Regions from separate parts of the Mus musculus genome. Here all the other regions are linked to region 1. A link is a loop called in an ENCODE intact Hi-C map of the cell type or tissue named here. Cell type or tissue: heart. All regions are shown on one strand. Region 1 overlaps Cdk8 (cyclin-dependent kinase 8). Region 2 holds the start of Rnf6 (ring finger protein (C3H2C3 type) 6). Region 3 overlaps Rnf6 (ring finger protein (C3H2C3 type) 6). Region 4 holds the start of Cdk8 (cyclin-dependent kinase 8).

Region 1 (5,000 bases):
TAGAATTAAATTTTCCAGATGGTCTTGAATCTTGACATCTCCCAGTGGGTGGTAAACGTGGGTCATCCTGTATTTGTGTGCAGTGACTGCGTGTGAAGCCGTACAGAGATGAAGCCTCTAAGACTATGGATTAGCAGTACAAAGTTCGTAACCAAGTAGTTTGATGGCGTGGTACTGGTGCCAAGAACTCTCCAGTGCCATCTTGGAGACCTAGTTTTGTGGGTTTTGTTGTTGTTGTTGCTGTTTTTGGACTTCAGTCTCATGTGAAGAAGCACAGAAGTGAAATAAATCGCCTTTCAACTTAAAAAGTACAACGATTCTTTTAAGTTAGTGAAACTCCGGCCAAGTAAGTGAGGGAATAGTATTCAAGTTCTCTGTAGTCACCCTGATGACCACTGTGAGCAGGCCTGCTGATGCACAGCGGAGAGTACTGAGTACTGAGAGGTGAAGCACAGCTCAGTGTCAGGCTGTGCCTCTGAACCAGGTCTGCCCTGCCCGGGGAGAGCTGAGGAGCTGATCTCCGGTGCTTCTACATTTCAGTCCGTCAAAGTGCGGAACTTTATCCTCCTACCCCGGCCGGCCGGCTCTGCACACGTTCTTGATGACAACACTGGTAAATGAGACTGCATATGCAAAGTAAACTGTTGACTGATGTGGTTTTGTTGTTGTTTTCACAGCTGACATGGGCTTTGCCCGATTATTTAATTCACCTTTGAAGCCTTTAGCAGATTTGGATCCAGTGGTTGTAACATTCTGGTACCGAGCTCCAGAATTACTCCTCGGAGCGCGACATTATACCAAAGCAATTGGTGAGTAGGACTAGTTAAAATTACAGGGCTTTAAAATATTTTTCTGTGAAAGAGACATTTTTGTACATGTTTAAATCAAGAATTAGAAAATTATAAAAACAAAACCCCAGAATTCACTATCCATATATACACATTAGTACCTGATAACATGAAATTGCACGTCTCTTTACAAAAGAGGTTCAGAATGTTTTCAGTTAAAAAAAATTAGTTTTATATGAAAAGAGAAAACTAAAAATTTTCAGTTCTACGACTTTATACAAACGTTCTTTCTGTCACCAAAGAAATGCTAACGTCTAGGCAATATCTCAGAAACTAAAGAGAGAAAACATGTAAACTTGAGCAGTTAAGACTTATTCAAAGTTAGGAGCAAGGCACTCCTGCTTCCTCACGTCCCGTTGTCAGCTGTGTTAGTGACGTCACAGTGCGGGCCGCTCTTTCTCAGGTCCTCTGGTGGCTGCCATTCAGGTTGTCGGTAGCTCACTCACTCACATGGTGCAGCAAATGAAGCTCTCACCCGAAGCCTTTTCTGCAACTTCCCCATGATTGACATCTCTTCTGCCTCACATTAATAAGGTGACCCTTACTGTAATCCTCTCCTTTTATGTTGATGACCTAGAGGCTGGCAGCCGCTTCTCCTGTGACAGGTAACCCCACCCTACCCTTCCAACATTTTCCTTTTTAGTCTTCTAGGCTGTTGTGCTTTCTGCATCCCATGATTGTGTCTTAGTTTTTCCTCCTGTGGCTGTCTTTGGAAGAGCATCTTATTGTCTGTAGCATTTCTGGGAAAGACCTTTATTTACTAGGTGGTTTACAGTTGTGCTCTGATACTTCTTTGCCTTTAGGTAGCAGTGTGGTTAATTCGCTCTCAGATCCATCTTCTCAGGTCACCATGGGTCACGTAAGCTTGTCCCTTTCTGAGAACGAATGCTACTGATTTCTCATTTGCACGTCTTAGAGTGATTTTTACACAGTCATTCAGCCCCTATCTGCTGTCTCTGGACAATTCTTAAGGTATCTGGTTCTTTGATCTCCCCGCGGAGTCTCCCTGTCCTTTCTTGTGGGATGTGCTGCTGAGATGCTGGGCCTCGTGGGGTTTTCCACTGCGCTTTTTCTTTGATGCCTTTCTGACTTCCTTAGGAGCTCCTTTAACCATGACTTTTGCTTTATGCAGAGAAAAGCTTTGCTAATGTCTTGGAAAACAAGGATTCCAGTGCACTTGTCATGCTTGTCTGCATGTCCATCTTGGGGGCTCAATCGTGGACGGACTGAGGGGCACACTGTAGGTGTACAGACATGCTCTTGTTTCATCTTGGTCACCATCCCTGAAAGGATCTACCCTCGGATGGAGAGGTTGCCAGTGAAGCACCTATCTCGTCTGTGAGGTGCCTTCCATGGCCTCTCTGGGTGTCTTGAAGCTCAGACCCACGTTCTTACCATAGTGAGGAAGCTTCTTGCCACGATTCCGGCAGGCCGCCCTTCTTGCTTTGAAAGTCCGAGAGCTGCTGTTAGTAAACACTCTCAGCCTCAATGCCAGCCGTCTCCCTGGCAACCTGAGGAGAGAACCTGTGCTTTCTTCTCTCTCAGCTCTGTTTCCATTTGCGCCATTTCTCATCTGTGTTGTAAGGTCCCTTAATTACTTAGGTGACCCCTAGTTTCTCTATTTGTATTTAAGAATTAAGTTACCAGAGCCACCTGGGAACTCTGTGTTGGATCATGGAATATGCAGATTGCTGATCACACTTTGAAGTTCTCTAACAGTCAGCTGTCATCCCCAGGGAGAGCCAGGTGCCTTAATGGGGCAGTCTGTGTTCTGAGGCCAGTCAGATGTGAGAGTCGCCTGACTTTTGGCCCAGTTGTTCTATATCAAACAGCTGAGAGCATTGGTAGAAAATGGGAAGGGCCAGCTAGATGTTGAAACAATAGTCCTTCCTGGTTTGGCATGTTCGTCCGCAGTGTTGTAGGACAGTGCTGCTCAGGCACCGTGCCATAGACTGCGGCCTTTTATGCATTGTTCCATCTGCCTTCCATGGACCGGAAACGTTTGCAGCATCTGTGTAGAGCTCGTCTTTACAGCAACTCTCTCTCCTTTTCATTCAGACTTTAGTCAGAATCCTGCCTCCTCACAGAGCTTCCTGGAGGAAGGCGTCTGTGCTGATGCCATCTGGGGTAATCTTGCTTCCTCCCCAACATCACAGCCTTGCCTCGTGTGCAGTGCTCCAAGCGATCCAGAGCCCAGCATACTGAACTCGCCTTCCTGCCGCTCCCCACAGCCCGCTAATGCCTAGTCCCCGTTGGCAGGTGAAACTGGACTGTCTAAAGCTAGGCATTCGAATTTATTCAAGACTTTGCTCATATGTCTGCGAAGCCTTTTCCATTCTCCAGATAGGAACGACAGGATGCTTGCTGTCATCCTCTGAGTTAATCTTGAATCCATCCTGGGTTTTCACTTGGCAAAAACTTTATGTTCACTAATGTTCTTATCTGCTTTGAGATTACATTTTATTTCATAGAAAGAAATTATAAGTCAGATATGAAAAATCTCTTGACAGCTTTGTATAAATCTAAAATTATTACAAAATATTAACTTTTTAAAAATCAGGCTCTTCTTCTCCTCTTTCTCTGTGTGTACACTCTTTCTTTCTGTTCCCTTTTCTTGCCACCCATGATGACCCGCCCTGACCTCAGTTCTTGGGGCCAATAAACTTACCTGAGAGCAGCTTCCTAATAAACCTTCCATACTTACATACATACATAATCATATATACGTACATATATACATACATATATACACACATACATGCATACATATATATATACATATATACTGTTTCTGAATATGTGCTGCTACCTAAACACATTTGAATATTTTTTCAAAAATACTCTTAAACAAATTGAAGATGGCTTTCTCAGTTAATACGATTGTTATTTTTTATTATCAAAGAATTTAATATTTCAGAGCATTGTTACTTTTGGTAAGATCTTAGCAGACTGTATAGTTAGTGGAGTGATTATGAAATTAGCCCATGCTCTGAGCACCTGAGACTGTGTTCCTCACTGTCTACAGTCCAGCAGCTTTAATCCTCCATCTGACACGGGAGAGTGCAGGGTTAACTTTGTAATTATCTCTCTCCTTCTACCTCATGAATACATAAACAGGGGGCTAGTGTAATAACTTTAATATGAAGTCAAAATCTGGTCCTTGTTCCTAAGAGTTTAAAATCTGCATGAGAGGACAGCAGGGACACAAGCACAGAATGACGTGGTCAGTTTCTGCTCACTGCTGACAGGTCCCTAGTCCCCAGGAACTGTGCTCACACCTGACAGGCCCCCTGGTTCACAGGAACTGTGTGCTCACTGCTGACAGGTCCCCTAGTCCCCAGGAACTGTGTGCTCACTGCTGACAGGTCCCCTAGTCCCCAGGAACTGTGTGCTCACTGCTGACAGGTCCCCTGGTCCCCAGGAACTGTGTGCTCACTGCTGACAGGTCCCCTGGTCCCCAGGAACTGTGTGCTCACTGCTGACAGGTCCCCTGGTCCCCAGGAACTGTGTGCTCACTGCTGACAGGTCCCCTAGTCTACAGGAACTGTTAACATAGGTACCTTTCTTAGCTGTTGTTTGTATCTGAGAGGTCATGAACTTGACATTTCAGTATTTTTAAATAAGAACAAGATAGTGTAAGAGGAAACCTTCAGCTCTAGTTTGTACCTGGTTCTCATTCCTGACTCTTATGTGAGTAGTCTTTGGGACTGGTAAAGCACTCAGATCCCCCACACCATTTAAAGGTTCCTGCTGAGAAGTCTGTCTAGCATTTGGACTTTGCTGTCTGGCAGCTGATGTGTGAGCAGCCAAGCTGCCCTTGGAGTTAGAGATCAAAGCACCTGGAGCACGTGCATGTGTGTCCCTCCCAGTGCCATTCAGAGGGGTCCGAGCTGGGTCAGCAGATCGGCTTCACTGCAGAGTGCGCGAAGGAAACGGCTGGCTTTGAAAAACTGCACCGGCCCATTCTCCACTGCAAACCCACTTCAGTGCTGTGGCCATTTTATCCATTTGGACTGCACTGGAAGCTGAATTATTAAACCAGAGAAAGAGAATAATGGGCTAGTGAGCATGTATGTTATCTAGGAGACAGAGTCCTGAGTGTCCTGGTTTTCAGTTATGTTTGTTTGGTGTTGGGAGGAAGCTGAAGGAGAG
Region 2 (5,000 bases), 67 kb before region 1:
TCTCCTCACCAAGGCAGAAAGTCTGCTTCGAGGATAGCACTCAAATGTAGCCCCCACAACCAGAAACTCCCGAGGCTAACCATTCCACACTGAAGGATGGCCTGATACAGACAGCCAGAGCTCTTGTGTGTTTTCTCAATCCTCAGAGCCATGCACAGTGTGTTGTTTCCTGTTGGTTTTCAGTCTCAGAGACATCAACTTTGAGTCTTCAGTAGACACAGTAGGCAAAAATTATTTTCATCTCAATAAATTGCAGTGAGACAGTGGTGGTCATTTTCTATTCACCATCTTTTCTGGAAGGAGTACAGGACATCATCATCTACAAAGACGGTAGACTGTACTCCTAACTATCCTGGGATGCACAATGGAGCCCTCTGTACATCACAAAGACAGTGGGCTGTACTCCTAACTGTCCCAGGATGCACGAGGGAGCCCTCTGTACATCAAGAACATGTATTATTCAAGCCTAAAATTTTAACATGATGAATGCTTTTAGACACAATTTCGAGAGACAAAGATAAATTTTAAGAAGATGATCAATTTAATACTCAGATATGAGATATATGTGTTGAATTGTGTCTGACTTGGTGATAACTTTTAAAGCAAAGGCCTAGACCTACTAGCTCCTAAAAGTTGTTTTGTTGTTGTTTATATGTTGAGTTCTTTATTGTAAGACTTGACACATGCATTTGACTAGTGGATGCATTTAAAATAAATAAATAAATAAAGCCAGGCGGAGGTGGCACACGTCTTTAATCCCAGTACTTGAGAGGCAGATTTCTGAGTTCGAGGCCAGCCTAGTCTACAGAGTGAGTTCCAGGACAGCCAGGGATACACAGAGAAACCCTGTCCTGAAAAGCCAAAAATAAATAAATAAATGAATAAAATAAAATAAATAAATAAACTAGGCAGGCGGGTGGTAGCGCACACCTTTAATTCCAGCATTCAGGAAGCAGACGCAGGAGAATCCTGAGTCCAAGACCAGTCTGGTCTACAGTGAAACCTTGTCTGCAAAACCAAAAACCAAATAAAAAATGCAAACAAACAAAAACAAACAACCCTCCTAATTTTAAAATGCAATGCTAGTTAGTTGTCTTAGGGTTTCTATTCCTCCGATGAAACACCACAACCAAAAACCAAGTTGGGGAGGAAAGGGTTTATTTACACTCCCATCACTGGAAGAAGTCAGGACAGGAACTCAAACAGGGCAAGAACTTGGAGGGAGGAGCTGATACAGAGGCCATGGAGGGGTGCTGATTACTGGCTTGCTCTGCCTGTTTTCTTATAGAACTCAAGGCTACCTGCCCAGGGAAGCACCACTTACAGATAGTGGCTGGGCCACTAACTGAGAAAATGCCTTACAGCTGGATCTCATGGAGGCATTTCCTCAACTGAGGCTCTTTTCTCTGTGATGACTCTGGCTTGTGTCAAGTTAACACACAAAACCAACCACTAAACTAGGTGTAGTAACACATGTCTTCATTCCTAGCACTCAGGAGAGAGGCAGACTAATCTCTGTGTGCTCCAGAGCAGCCTGGTCTACAGAGTGAATTCTAGAACATTCAAGAATGTGTGTGTGTGTGCGCGCACACACACACACACACACACACACATATGAGACCCCTTGGGGGGAGCAAGATTCACTCAGATGTTAATTTAATTAATAATATCAAAAAGTAAAGGATTTCCATTTGCACTGCAATCAGTAACTATTAGCAAAGTGCATTTTTGGTGGTCACAGCAGAAACTTGGTTTTTTTTTTTTGGGTGGGGGGGGTGTTTCGAGACAGGGTTTCTCTGTATATCCCTGGCTGTCCTGGAACACACTCTGTAGACCAGGCTGGCCTCGAACTCAGAAATCCGCCTGCTTCTGCCTCCCAAGTGCTGGGATTAAAGGCGTGCACCACCACGCCCAGCTTAGAAACTTGATTTTTGAAACAGATGTTTAATAAGTGGAAATCTAATGACAAAAAAAGTCAAGTTCTTTAAAATATTAAAAAACCAGAGATCTTCTCCTCCAAGGCAATATTCTTGGATTAACTAAGCATAAGTAAGGCAAAATGAATACCTTATTTTCCTTTGAACATTCTTCTAACAGATGAGACTGTATCCATGCTTCTGATGTTTGTGCCTCTTTTGAGAGCTGCTCATCTGAATAAAAACAAAAGTTGTATTATTCAGCAAACTGCCTCTTTGAAGTCCCGGAACACCCAGTAGTCTCCCGACTCCTCTGCAAAGCCAGAGCTAAATTCTCCAGAAGGTTCTGTTATACCATCATCTAGGTAATTAGAGACTCATACAATTAGATAACAAAAAAAAAAAAAAAACCTCCCAGAAGGTCTCTCCTCCTACACTGTCACCGCTCCGAGGATTGCGCCTCCTCCTTTCTCAAAGGCCTTCGTACCGTATCACGTTCCCATCTGGGTGTAGCTAGGGTTAGGTGAGGAAGTTAGTTTAGTTCTAAGCCTTCACTTCGTTGTCAACCGCCCCCACCATCCCGCTACTGGTTCTTTTCCTTATCCTGTTAATCGAGGCCCCCGACTAGGGTTAAGATGAAGTCCCTACTCCAGTAAACGAACTGGACTCAGGAACCCGACCAATCTCACCTCAATCTAGCCTCAAGTAACGCTTCCCCTGCGACCTGGATTTGGCTTTGGGGCCGGCCAATCAGCAACTAGCAAAGCTCAACCAGCAAGCAATAAGCCAATCGGATAAGAGGTAAGTGTCTCTCCCCTCGGAACCCCGCCCCCTAGCACGTCCTCCTCTCCGAGGCGTCTCCCGGAAGTAGTAGTGAGACTCACCAAATGACCCTTCCCCCGCCCCGTGTACCCAACGCCCCCTCCCCCCGACCCCACCTCCAGCGCGATGACCCGCGGTTGTTCTCACCGAGGCGGCGAGGGGGCGGAAGGTTCTTGGCCGAGCCTTCGAAGGCCGCTACGCCCTCTAATCTTCCCCTGAGGCGCGAAGCTCAGAGTCTGTGTTGCTGCTCGGAGTCGACCTGGCGGAGAGAAAGCTAAGAGAGGAGCGTCCGATCTCCGGCCTTCTCGCACCGCCTCGGAGAACTAAGACTGGCCACCGTCTGCAGCGACCCTGCCGGTGCGTCTGGAAACGGCGCTCCCCGGAAGCCGAGCCGCGGCGCCCGAGTTCCGCATCTGCTGTGCGCAGGTCCGGCTGTCGCGGGCTCGGGTCAAGGCACTCAGAGCCCGTGGCGGCTTCAGGACCGAAGGCGGAGGCGCCTTTCCACCCTTTGGAAATGCCAGCTCCTCTTCTCGTATTTCAGTGTCCTTTGACGAAGTCTGGAGAAAAACGCATCTGTCAAGCTGTTCGTTGCTCATTACTACCCGGGTTAACTACCCAGTTTGAAATTTTCCCTTAGTGTAGTTCACTGGGATGAGGAAACTAAATATCAAGTGCTTGTGATGAGAAAGCACTTCGAAGCTCCCAATATTAACCATTCACGTTCTTTCTCTCCCGCTATCCCTTGTCTAATTTCTTTTTTCATTATATGACACCAGATTTACCCAACCATTTCTTGTGGTCCTGGTAGGGCCCTTTCCTGACACCCCCATCAGCCAAATGGCTTAATCAGTTTAATACGCGCATACTGCTGTGATTCATAACTCTTTCCTCCCTTCTTTCATTATTGAGTGACTTTGTTTTGTTTTGAGACGGGGGCTCATATAGCCCAGGCAGGCCTTTAGCTGGTGAGCTTCTTGCCCTTCTTAGGGATGTGCTACCATGTTTGCTGGGTGCTTTGTTACCATGATGTAGCAAGCCTTAGCATCAATGAAACTACTAGAGTAAAAGGTGATACTGTCTATCAGGAGGATTCCCCTCCTCTCTCCCCATCTGTTTAATATTTAAAACATAGGAGAGTGTTACAGATTTCTCCTGTAGAAAAGTGACCCCAATTGGGGAGACCAATGGCTTTAAAGTGGGTTGGGTCTTATTTAGGGTGTCCTGCTTGGTGATTATTTTCTCTCCCTTTGAATATTGATCCAAACTGTCTATATGTCCTTTTATGTTGTTGTTCTGAGGATAAGACTTTCCTTTGAGTTTCCTTCTGGAAGTAAGGTTATTGTTGGAGTTCCTTTCCCCAACTTCATCAGGGAGCTATGTGATGGAGACAGTGGTGGGTGTATGTCTCTGTGTAGCCTGACTTTGTTTTTTTTCTAGTATCCAATTGCTTCATGATTCTCTAAAGCTTTCTTTGTATAGCTCTATTTGGGATTGTGGTGGTTTGAATAGGAATGGTCCCCGTAGATCCATGTGTTTGAATGCTTGGCCATAGTGAGTGGCACTATTAGGAGGTGTGGCTTTGTTAGAGGAAGTGTGTCACTGTGGAGGCAAGGCTTTGAGGTTTTAGATGCTCAAGCTACAGCCAGTGTGAAACATATTCAGTCTCCTCCTTGCTGTCTGTGTATGGATTAAGATGTAGAGCTCTCAGCTCCTTCTCTAGTACCATTATCTCCTGCACACTGCTATGCTTCCCACCATGATGCTAATGGACTAAACTTCTACAACTATAAGCCAGCCCCAATGAAATGCTTTCCTTTACAAGAGTTGCCTTGGTCATGGTGTCTCTTTACAACAATAGAAACTTTGACTAAGATGGGGAGATGTCTATTTTTTTTCTTACTCTGACTATGTCTTTCAGAGGCACACATCAAGCCAGCCCTCTCATCTCTCACCTTACCTTGAAGTCCCTTCCATTTCTTTTTAATACTGGAAGTGGGACTTGTGAACAGACGTTCCCCCCTCCCCTCCAGGGACATGTTAAACACTCTACAAGGCAGATTGGTTAAAAGTTCCATGATTGTGTTACAAGTCAAAGCCAAATAACCCTGGGATATCTCTCGCCATGTCCCCCCACAATAACCACTTATCACCCATGTCTGTGTGTAACCTAACGTCCTTGTGACTAGCAGGTTAGGCCTTATGGAAAGTCCCTTAGCTTCCACCAACTCAAAATAATCTAAGCAGATAGCATCTGTGGCCAGT
Region 3 (5,000 bases), 80 kb before region 1:
GGGGGGATGAGGGGGTACACACCAGTTGGGGGTGCGGTGGGGGGAATGCAAGGGTACACACCTTTAATCCCAGCATTTCAGAGGCAGAGGTGGATCTTTGAGGTCCAGGCCAGCCTGGTCTACATTGTGAGTTTCAGGACAAACCAGGCTATGGGAGACCCTACCCTCTAAGAAACAAAAAAAATAAAAGCACTAATACTTTGAGTATGATGTTCTTATTGTTGTGGTCCTAATCAAAATAGAGAAAAGTATTTTTAATTATACTTTCCCCCAATGGAGTCTAGAGATCAGGGACTTAGACATGAATGAGCTTCTAGGGATACACTTCCTAACTGAGGACAGGGGCCTTTTTGGTCATGTGCTCCTGATGACTGTAACTCTAGTTTTAGGGAATCCCGTGCCCTTCTCTGGCCTCTAAGGACTCCAGGAATGTACAAATACGTAGGCAAAACACTCATGCTATGCAAAAATAAAAATAAGTGTATCTTTAAAAATAAACGAGAGCTCTGCATGTTTGGATTATAGATTCGTGTTAACTATTTGTCTTAGTATTCTGCAGAAAGTATGCAGCTGGCTTGATCTAGTGCCTTGAGAGGCACGCCTCATTAGGTTTTTCAGGTTAGAGTCCATGGTTCCTGGGGCACTGTGTGCCTTTCAGTTCCCGAGAAAGCAAGGCACTCTCAGGCAGTGAAGCGATAAGGACACTTGAGTGTCTACACTCCCTACAAGTCAGTGAGGCATGCAGAAGCTTGGCGAAACAGCTAGGCTTAGACATTAACCTTGTGTACCCTGTGTAGCATAAACATCAGTGTATTCTGGCAACTCCCATTGTATTCTGTGTCTGGTAAGGGTAGAATAGGTCTAATTACTTGTAATAAACTTCTCTCAGCCTCAGTCTTGCTGAGACCCCCTCTCTGACCAGGCCTGGTTAACATTCCCTCTGACCATAATCAGGTAACCCTGGCTAGTGAGGAAGTCCTGGTGCATACAGTGTTCTAATGCCATGACCAAGGCAACGCTTATAGTAATAAAAGAAGGCATTTAGCTGGGGACTGGCTTATGATTTCAAAGGCTTAGTCTATTATCATCAAGGTGGGGAACATGGCAGCATGTAGGCATGCATGTGGGCTGTGCAGAAGTAGCTGAGAGTTACAACCAGATCCACAGGCAGCAGGAAGAGGAGGGGTGGGGCAGTGTGAGCTTTCAAAACCTTAAAGCCCACCTCCAGTGACAGATCTCCAACAAGGCCATATCACATCTACTCCAACCTAATCCTCCCAAAAGTCCACCCAACTGGGAACCAAGTATTCCAATGTGTGTGTCTATGGGGGTTATTCTCATTCAAACCACCACAATATTAACAGGAGAGTAACAAAACGGTCATCAAGGAAGGGTCACAACAATATTAGCTAACACAAGCAAAATCCAAAGACACAAGAAAATCCTAAAAGGATATAAATCTATGGAAGAGCAGTCGGGAAGCTTCAAATCTCAAAATATAGGAGTCTGCTGTAGCCTCCCCCAGCCTTAAGCAGGCTGGTTCAGACCTTGCTGCCACTGAGAATGAGACCACCTGGGGTGGTGCCTTCCAAACTAGATGGTTCTATTCTGTCACCTGCCCCTGCCTTTCTCCAAGACGCTATTACCTGCCGAGAGGCTGAACCTGCCTTCCTGAGAAATTCCTGAGACAGCAGGCAACCCAGCTATTGACACCTTCGGCCAACCTAGTGCTGCCAGCCTAATTGCTTACAGGCTGGCGGCAGGCATCAAGAGTGGATCCGGGGAGATGGGCTTTCCTCCTTTATAAGGACAGAATTTCAGTAAACATTGGGCCTTGATCAGAAATCTGTCTTGGTTTCATTTCTTCTCTTACTGCTCCCTCCCTTACAGCTCCGGCCTCCCACTCAGGAACGTGTGGCCGCAGGTGGTTACAGCCTAGTTTAGAGCCCCAGCCAATCACTTGCTTCTTTGTACATTAGATCCACAAAGGACACAATCATTACTAAATAGAAATTGTACATAGATACATAGCCTTTGGATACACCAGCTTTGTTTCCTGGGAAATGAATGGAAGTACTGTAGAAAACCCTCACGTTCTTCACTGCACTACGAACGTATCCAACTCCTTCAGCTTCACGATGACTTCCAGACAATACCTATCTTACTGTGTTTCAAGCAACTATTTGAACCACTTTCTAATGCTATTAAAAACTATCCCATCATATCCTGAAGAAGATTTAAGTCAAGCTGGGTGTTATGAGGGCATGTCAGCAATCCTGGTACCTATGAGGCTGATACAGATGGACTATGAAGATAAAACCAAATTAACTTACAAAGGGAGACCTTCTTTCAAAATCAACAAAAACCAAGTCTAACAAAATATCAGTTTTGTTTTGCTTTGTTTTGTTTTTCTTTTTGAAGTGTCTGCCTAGTGGCTGATATTTTTCTTTTTTGGGGGAGAGGGGGTGGTTCAAGACATGGTTTCTTTGTATATAGTCCTGGCTGTCCTGGAACAAGTTCTGTAGACCAGGCTGGCCTGGATCACTGAGATCCGCCTGCCTCTGCCTCCCAAGTGCTGGGATTAAAGGTGTGCGCCACCACTGCCCAGCTTCTTTCTCTTTACCCCTAGGCTCACTTCTTTATTTGTTCTCACTATTCCCTCAACTGAGAGAGAGGCGGTAAAACTTCCACATCCCACAGAAGCAGCAAATGCCGGATTTCCATTCTGCTCAGAGAGAGGACACACCGAATGTATGTGTGAGCTCAAGGAGACTTTGTCCAAGGTATCTGACCTGGTTTCCCTGTATCTGTGTGTGCCTTCATCCACTCAGGTGGTGCCTGGTTCTGGAATCTGACACCAATGTCTTTCTGGGGAACGAGAAAGAACGTCTTCTTTAGCCTGTAACTAAGGAGCTGAACTGACAAAATGAAGGCATGTGGTTTGATAGCTTTTGAGTATTTGTGCACAGGATGTAGAGGCCAGTAGTCAACTGAGTGCCTTCTTCAATTACTCTCTGCTTTATTTTTGAGACAGGATCTCTCAATGAACCAATCTGGTCAGAATGGGTGGCAGTAAGCCCCAGGATCTGTCTGTCTCTGTCCCCCTAGCTCTAGGAGTGTAGGCGTGCACTACTTACTGCACCCAGCTTTTACATGGGTGCTTGGGACTGCACTCACTCCTCATGGTCTCCTGGTACGCAGCTGACTGACTGAGCCATCTCCACAGCCCTGACTCCTTAACAGCTCCTTCACTGGTTTGCTGCCACGTCTCTCCATTCTGCTGTGGCCTGTATGAGGTACTAGAGCAATCTTCCTTAAACATTAAAAATTATCCTTGCCGGGCAGTGGTGGTGCACGCCTTTAACCCCAGCACTCGGGAGGCAGAGGCAGATGGATTTCTGAGTTCGAGGCCAGCCTGGTCTACAGAGTGAGTTCCAGGACAGCCTGGGCTACACAGAGAAACCGAAACTCAAAAAAAAACAAAAAAACAAAAAACCTCATTAAGGGATAATCGTCGTCATCTAACAGCTACAGAATGACATGGTCATCTGATAGAGAAAGGTCTTCAAACCAGGTCCAAATCAACCTTCCTGAAATCATGAGAAACCTACAAAAGTTATTTACCCTAAACTCCTAACTTTTACAGAAAAAAAGTTTTTTTGTCTTTTTTGGTTTTTCGAGACAGGGTTTCTCTGTATAGCCCTGGCTGTCCTGGAACTCAGAAATCTGCCTGCCTCTGCCTCCCGAGTGCTGGGATCAAAGGCGTGCACCACCATGCCCAGCTCAGAAATCTTTCCCTTTGGTGAATGCACCCTGTGCTATTATTTCTAGGCATGTGACTACCCTTAAGAACTGACTGAAAGAAAAGCTAAATATGGAGGCATTTCTAAACTTCTCAGGATTTGACATGGGATGTTTTCCCGTGAGCTGCCTAAGTGGTACTATCACACACACGAATGAGACCTGGTCACATATTCATAAGCAAACATCAAAGTGAAAATTGGTTTGTTCCTTCTAAGAGTAGATGTCTTTTTCATGAAGACAGGGACTTGATCTGCTGTCACCTAGTGAACCCTGCCACCACACTAGCCACCTAGTGTGGAGTAAGTATTTGGAGATGAGTAAGCCACAGTGGACAGAGAGAAATAAGTTTGCACACAGTCTTTAGTGTTTACTGGTAGAAATAGACTTTAATGCATACTTTGTGTTTATATAAACTCTATGTTCTTTTAAAGGCTTTTATTTGGAGCTTTTGGGCATCCAAATTTACATATTTTCTATGCATTTCACTACTTTATAGACTTTAAAGTATTTTAGATTTTAAAACTAACTTTGAAAAATCAAGCATGCTGTAAACCCTACCTAACCCCAAGAAGTATTTGTACTTCTAAAAAAAAAAAATCACAAAAAAGACGAACTTAAAACTACCTGTCATAAAATTTCCACATTCCATGAATAAAGAAATACTAGGTTCATTATTGTATGTCGCTCGCTCTCTATTAAGTCAGATTGTCAGACACGCTTCAGTAAACAATCTCTATCTTAAAACTGTATCTTAATTCACTTCCTCGTGGAGATGATCTTGTCACTGTTTACACTGTACCATATGCAGTCTAAGCCCCGAAGCTTAAGTCTCAAGCTTAGAGTTTTTAGCCTGGATATGTTCCCACAGTTACATACCTGCATACACACATAGAGTGTGCCACAAGTTAAATTATCATTTCAAGTAACTTAAGTCTATCTAGCAGACATTCACCCTAACAGTCTACAAAGACCAGACAGTAGTGTCTAAACAAAGCACTGAGCTCAAACTGGAAAATCCCAGCCATCCCTACTGCAGTATTAGGAGAAAGACTCAAGATCCCTAACATACAAAAGTGCTTAGCATGACAAAATTACCAAAATAAAAACATTTTAAAGGTTATTTGGTTCTAGCAATATTAACTATTCTTTACTTTTGGATAATTTAACATCTGCATTTTAAATTTTTTTATATAAAC
Region 4 (5,000 bases), 57 kb before region 1:
AAAACCCACCAATCCTCACTCTGGAAATCTCTGTCCTGAGAAGCTCCGCCTCCTCAGAAACCCTATGTAAGCACTGTCCCTTGGTCAGGTCCCCGGCTATCCTCTCCCAGCAACACAAGGCAACCGCAACCGTCCCTGGGCTCATCCCTCCACATCCTGGAACCTCCAAAAAAATCTCTTTCATGAGAGTTTTCTGCCTGGAGTGACTCTCTCATTGGAAGAAGCCAGGAAGAAAAGAAGCAATGAAGAGAAGTGAAGAGAAGGAGCAGGGTTGAGGCTCCTCAGCTCACCCAAGGATACCCTTCCCCAAGAGCTGCAGCACCTCTGCTGAGGAGCCTTCCTCTCAGAGCTGTGTGGTTCCTGCGCTCCCGTGTCTCAGGTGCCCTTCTGCTGGCATGCCTTTCCCCCTTGGAGCTGTGTGGGTCCTAGGATACCCTCCCATTCTAGCAGAAACATTTACAAGGGTAACATGGGAAGTCTTGGTGGGAGGAACAGGAAGAGGGGAAGTAATGTAATTATAATCTCCAAAAAGAAAAGAAGACATACCTACCCTGCCAGGTTGTTCACAAAAGTGCACACCATTTTTGTTCGTTTGCTCAGCACTTGGCCATACCTGCTGGACCTTCATGTAAGTCTGTTGGCTCACAGGCGATTACACTAGATTCCTCCCAGGGACCTAACAGTAGCTTATGCCATCACCTACTGCCAGGTCTGGGCTACGTATAAAAGGACTACTCGACACCCCTGTTGTCTGTCTGTCTGTCTCTCTCTCTCTCTCTCTCTCTCTCTCTCTCTCTCTCTCTCTCTCTCCCTGTCCCCAAGTGTTCTTGGCTGGTCTCTCTCCCTATTCCTGCCCTTCTTTGTCCCCCCTTCTCTACCCTCACGGCTCTGCTCCCATCTGTCTGCCTCTACCCCTTTCTAGGTGCTCACCCCCTTCAATTCCCCCAAATAAACCTTCTTTATATCAGATTTGTTTCATGGCATGATTTCTCAGGGGGCATCATGGCATGGGCCTGCCAGGTACACCCCATCCCTCCGCCGTATTATATTTTATAACAAAGTCCTCCAGTATGGAAACATTATTCTTCCTCTTCTTTATTAATTAGTGCAGCTTTGTTGCAGGAAGTGTGACACTAGGGAGTGGGCTTTGAGGCAGCAGAAGCTCAATCTGGCCAATGTGTCACAGTCACTTCCTGCTACCTGCAGATCCAGATATAGAACTCTCAGCTACCTCTCCAGCACTATGTCTGCCTTAACTAAGACAGTACCCCCACATGTCTTAGCTCAGAACCCCTTGACAACATCAAGACTATGCTTTGTATTTCTTACGTCTTTTTTTTAAATGTACGTCCTTATTTTATGCAGTCATTTTGTGAATTTATTATTATTATTATTATTTTGGGTTTTTGAGACAGGGTTTCTCTGTGTAGCCCTGGCTGTCCTGGAACTCACTCTGTAGACCAGGCTGGCCTTGAACTCAGAAATCTGCCTGCCTCTGCCTCCCAAGTGCTGGGATTAAAGGCATGCGCCGCCACCACCACCTGGCTAAATTTATTTTTTAAAATAGAAATTTTCTTGTTATATTTTTATAACACATGAGCCTGTCTTTAAAAAAAATTATTTATTTACTTTGTGTGCGTGTGTGCGCGCGCGCCTCTGAGTGTATGTACACGCCACTCCACATGTATAGTGCTCACAACTCCCAGAAGTGTGTCAGCTCCCCTGGAACTAGAGCTACAGAGGATTCTGAGCCATCACCATGCGGGTGCTAGGAATCAAATCTGGGTCATTAGAGGGCATGTAAGGCCTATAGCAGACACATTCTTGCTTTACTATCAACGACCTATTTGATATTTCTGCCAATTTATCTGCCTGTGTGTATAAGCGTATTTTGTTTGTTTGTTTGTGTTTTCCGTGACAGGGTTTCTCTGTGTAGCCCTGGCTGTCGTGGAACTCACTCTGTAGACCAGGCTCGCCTCAAACTCAGAATCCTGCCTGCCTCTGCCTCCCAAGTGCTGGGATTAAAGGTGCGCGCCACCACGCCCGGCTATAAGCATTCTTGTGTATGCACAGATGTGTGCAAGTATAAGCATGAGTGCATACGTCTGGAGTCTAGAGGTTGATGTCTATCATGGAACCTTGAGAGCATACCATTTCAGTAAGGCTAGCCGGTCATCCTGCTGCAGAGATCCTGCCTTTTTTATTATTTATTTTATTTATTTATTTATTTATTTATTTTTTGTCTCCCTTGCTTTAGTATTACAGGCACACTTAAACATGTGTGGATTAAAAGCTTTTTTTTTTTCCTCTTTAAACAGGTGTCTTGGCTTTTTTGGTGGCAGACTGTTACCTGTAAGTTGATATAAATCTTTCCCTCGCCAAGTTATATGTGGACATGGTGTTTTATCACAGCAACAGAAATCAAATTACAACACGTGGCAAGCGTTCTAGCACTCTAACCCATCTCCCCAGTCCCCTTCACTAAGTTCCCCCCCCCACCGCCCCCCCCCCCCCCGTGGTATAAAGATGTCAAAGAAAGAAGAGAAATCTTAAATACAACCACGTAGTTTATTGTAGTATTTAGAAACAGGTTGAGGCTACGAAAGGAAAAACCTGGAGTCTTTGGGGTGGGGGTGGGGAGCAGTAATTGCCCTTTTCTAAATCCTGGAGTTCAGAAGTGACTTCAATACAAAATAACCGCCCCCCACCCCCCATCCCCCACGACCTAACAGGTGTCTTTTGCTAAGTTTATATGGGCTAAGTAAATTGGATTGTAGAGATGCGGCTTTGGGAAAAATAATCTCCATGCAGCAGAAACTCGTTGCGTGACGGACTACCAATCCCATCATGCAACGTTCTGAATTCGCGGCGTCGTGGTAAAGACTGCTTCTGCAGCCACCCGTGCACTTGAGCCTTGGAGTTTCTGGCCGCACTGGCGACTGGGTTAGTCCACGTGGTAAGTCTGTCAGCAGCTCCGCTCCGCGGCTGAGCGAGGCCCTTTCGCCTGCCGGCGTCAGAAGAGACGGCTGCCAGCTCCGGAGTCGCTCACAGGTGGGGCGGAGGCAGCGCGAGGCTTCGCGACGTTTTTACGACAGCGGCTGCCGTGTTCCGCGCTCGTCCTCTCTCTCCCTCCTCCTCCTCCTCGCCCTCCTCCTCCTCCTCCTTCTCCTCCTCCTCTCTCGGAGGAGCTACCGGCTGTTGTGTGGCGTCGCTGGTCTGTCCGGGCGGATGGCAGCCTGAGTGTTCGTGAGCGCGTGTGGGAGAAGGTGAGGCGCGGACGCGCGTGGGCGAGGAGCAGAGTCAGCCGTGGCCGCCCCGCGTCGCACCCGCAGCAGCACGCGCGGCCAACCGCGCGCGAGCCGGCGCCCCGGGAGCGCGGGGACAAGGGCGGACGCTGCTCCCCGCCCCCAGCGCGTCCCTCGGCTGTCGCGCGCCCGCGGGGACCGCCCGGCGCTCCCCTGGATGTCCCCGGCGCCCGCGCGGGGCCTCCTGCCGTCGCCTCGTGAGGCGGGCTGGTGCTGCGGCCGGCGGGTGTAGCTCGGGGGCTGCGGCTGCTGCGCGGCCCGGTCCCCACCGCGGCCCTCGGCCCCCCGCCCCAGCACCCCGGCCTTGGAGGCTGTGACAATGGACTATGACTTTAAAGTGAAGCTGAGCAGCGAGCGGGAGCGGGTCGAGGACCTGTTTGAATACGAGGGCTGCAAAGTTGGTCGAGGCACTTACGGGCACGTCTACAAGGCGAAGAGGAAAGATGGGTGAGTGTGGGTGTCGCTGCGGGTGTCCTCGAGGCTGGGAGGCAGGTGCCCGGCTCGGATGTCGGGGTCCCCACTTCCTCCAAGACTGCCTCTGTCCTGGCCAGCCTGCTTTGGGGAGGAAGTGGTGTCCCAGGAATCCAGACTCACAAGAAACCCTTCGTGCAAGAGGGAGACGGACCTTCTGTCTCGTGGGCAGTGTGTACCTTTTTTGCTTTTTCTTTTTTTGTGTGAATTTCTGTACAGAATAGTTTTCTTTTTTTTTAAAGAAGATGGTTATAAGATGCCCGTTTAAATAAATCTGTTCTTCTTTGGTTGATTTATCCGGTAACCTTTTGGGGACTAACTCATCTGGCTCTGGAGTGATATCCATCAGTCTGGAAGAGAAGCTCTGATCTTTTCCCCTTATCAGTTGTGATCAGTTGGTGGCCAAATTTGGATTTGATGGGAGAAAGAAGACATCGAGTAAATGTGGGTCTGTAGAGTTCCATGAAGGATCATCTGTAATGTAAATGTAGCAGTTGCTATTCAGGTATCATTAGCTGTGAGTTTTTATATAGAACAATGGGGATTTGGTGCAGAGTGGATGGTGTGTGGGGAAAAAAAGCAAGTGACAGATAGGGGCTATGTTGTGCAAGCTCTTAAAGCAGAATCTATCAGCTGCCAGTGAACTTTAATCCTTTTGCTTTAAATAGCCTCTTCTAGAAAGAAAAATCAAACCTATGGCTGGTGACACTCAGTTTTGCTTCATGGATTGAGTGAAGTGAACGGGCTCCATTCTCTTTCATCAGTAGATGATTGCGCTATGACATCGCCAGAAGGGAAAGGCCTTCTTAGTTTGGGAGAAAATATTTAATAATTTCCCATTTCCCTCTTGTACAAATAGATATTATCTCTGCCTTTGACACTAGGAAGTTATTGGGAAGATTATCATAGCTTATTATATAATTTTTTGTATTTATTAGAAACAGCTTTCTTTGAGCGTCTGTTATTTGGCTAGTTGCTACTTGACTGCTTGGGAAATGACTTTTTTCATTTTCACAGGAGTACATATTCAGAATTGCATTAGCACTGTAAACGAGACGGCTAAAGCTGGAGCGAGTTCTTTTTGAGGGAGCTTATTTATAAATACTTTCCGAGTCTGGATAATGGAAAAGGAAGTGTCTGTCTATTACACACTTCTCTTCGCTTTACTGGAACGCCTTCCTACTTTATGATAATTTCAGTGCTTTTGTGCAACTGTGAAACCGT

What was found. Hi-C counts contacts between places; a loop is a spot of excess contacts. Peaks named below come from ENCODE experiments on the same cell type or tissue, not always from the same donor. Only the 100,000 strongest peaks of a DNase experiment are listed, where the experiment ranks them.
Region 2: a loop joins it to region 1, with 2.2 times the contacts of the local background. A loop is called at or near these places in 15 of 42 quality-filtered maps.
Region 3: it touches region 1 in a loop (2.7-fold over the local background); 4 of 42 quality-filtered maps call a loop at or near these places.
Region 4: it touches region 1 in a loop (2.4-fold over the local background); 14 of 42 quality-filtered maps call a loop at or near these places.

Annotation. Positions count from the first base shown.
Region 1 is chr5:146,285,431-146,290,430 of GRCm38, forward strand. It overlaps Cdk8 (cyclin-dependent kinase 8), which reads left to right. Exons shown (of 13, transcript NM_153599.4): 6 at 678-809. Among named protein-coding and RNA genes, the nearest start is that of Gm52832, 18 kb to the right of the region's middle. In heart, no CTCF peak of the experiment used is centred here; a DNase peak (open chromatin) is centred at 2,721.
Region 2 is chr5:146,218,335-146,223,334 of GRCm38, forward strand. It overlaps Rnf6 (ring finger protein (C3H2C3 type) 6), which reads right to left and starts at 3,123. Exons shown (of 5, transcript NM_028774.3): 1 at 2,886-3,123; 2 at 2,068-2,150. In heart, a CTCF peak has its summit at 3,080; DNase peaks (open chromatin) are centred at 2,697 and 3,007; H3K4me3 peaks cover 1,826 bases; H3K27ac peaks cover 1,466 bases.
Region 3 is chr5:146,205,030-146,210,029 of GRCm38, forward strand. Rnf6 (ring finger protein (C3H2C3 type) 6) reads right to left here. Exons shown (of 5, transcript NM_028774.3): 5 at 4,164-5,000. Among named protein-coding and RNA genes, the nearest start is that of Rnf6, 14 kb to the right of the region's middle. In heart, no CTCF peak of the experiment used is centred here; no DNase peak of the experiment used is centred here.
Region 4 is chr5:146,228,069-146,233,068 of GRCm38, forward strand. It overlaps Cdk8 (cyclin-dependent kinase 8), which reads left to right and starts at 3,182. Exons shown (of 13, transcript NM_153599.4): 1 at 3,182-3,752. The coding sequence starts at 3,625. Gm38745 (a long non-coding RNA gene) reads left to right here. Exons shown (of 2, transcript XR_868694.1): 2 at 1-967. In heart, no CTCF peak of the experiment used is centred here; a DNase peak (open chromatin) is centred at 3,023; H3K4me3 peaks cover 2,760 bases; H3K27ac peaks cover 2,276 bases.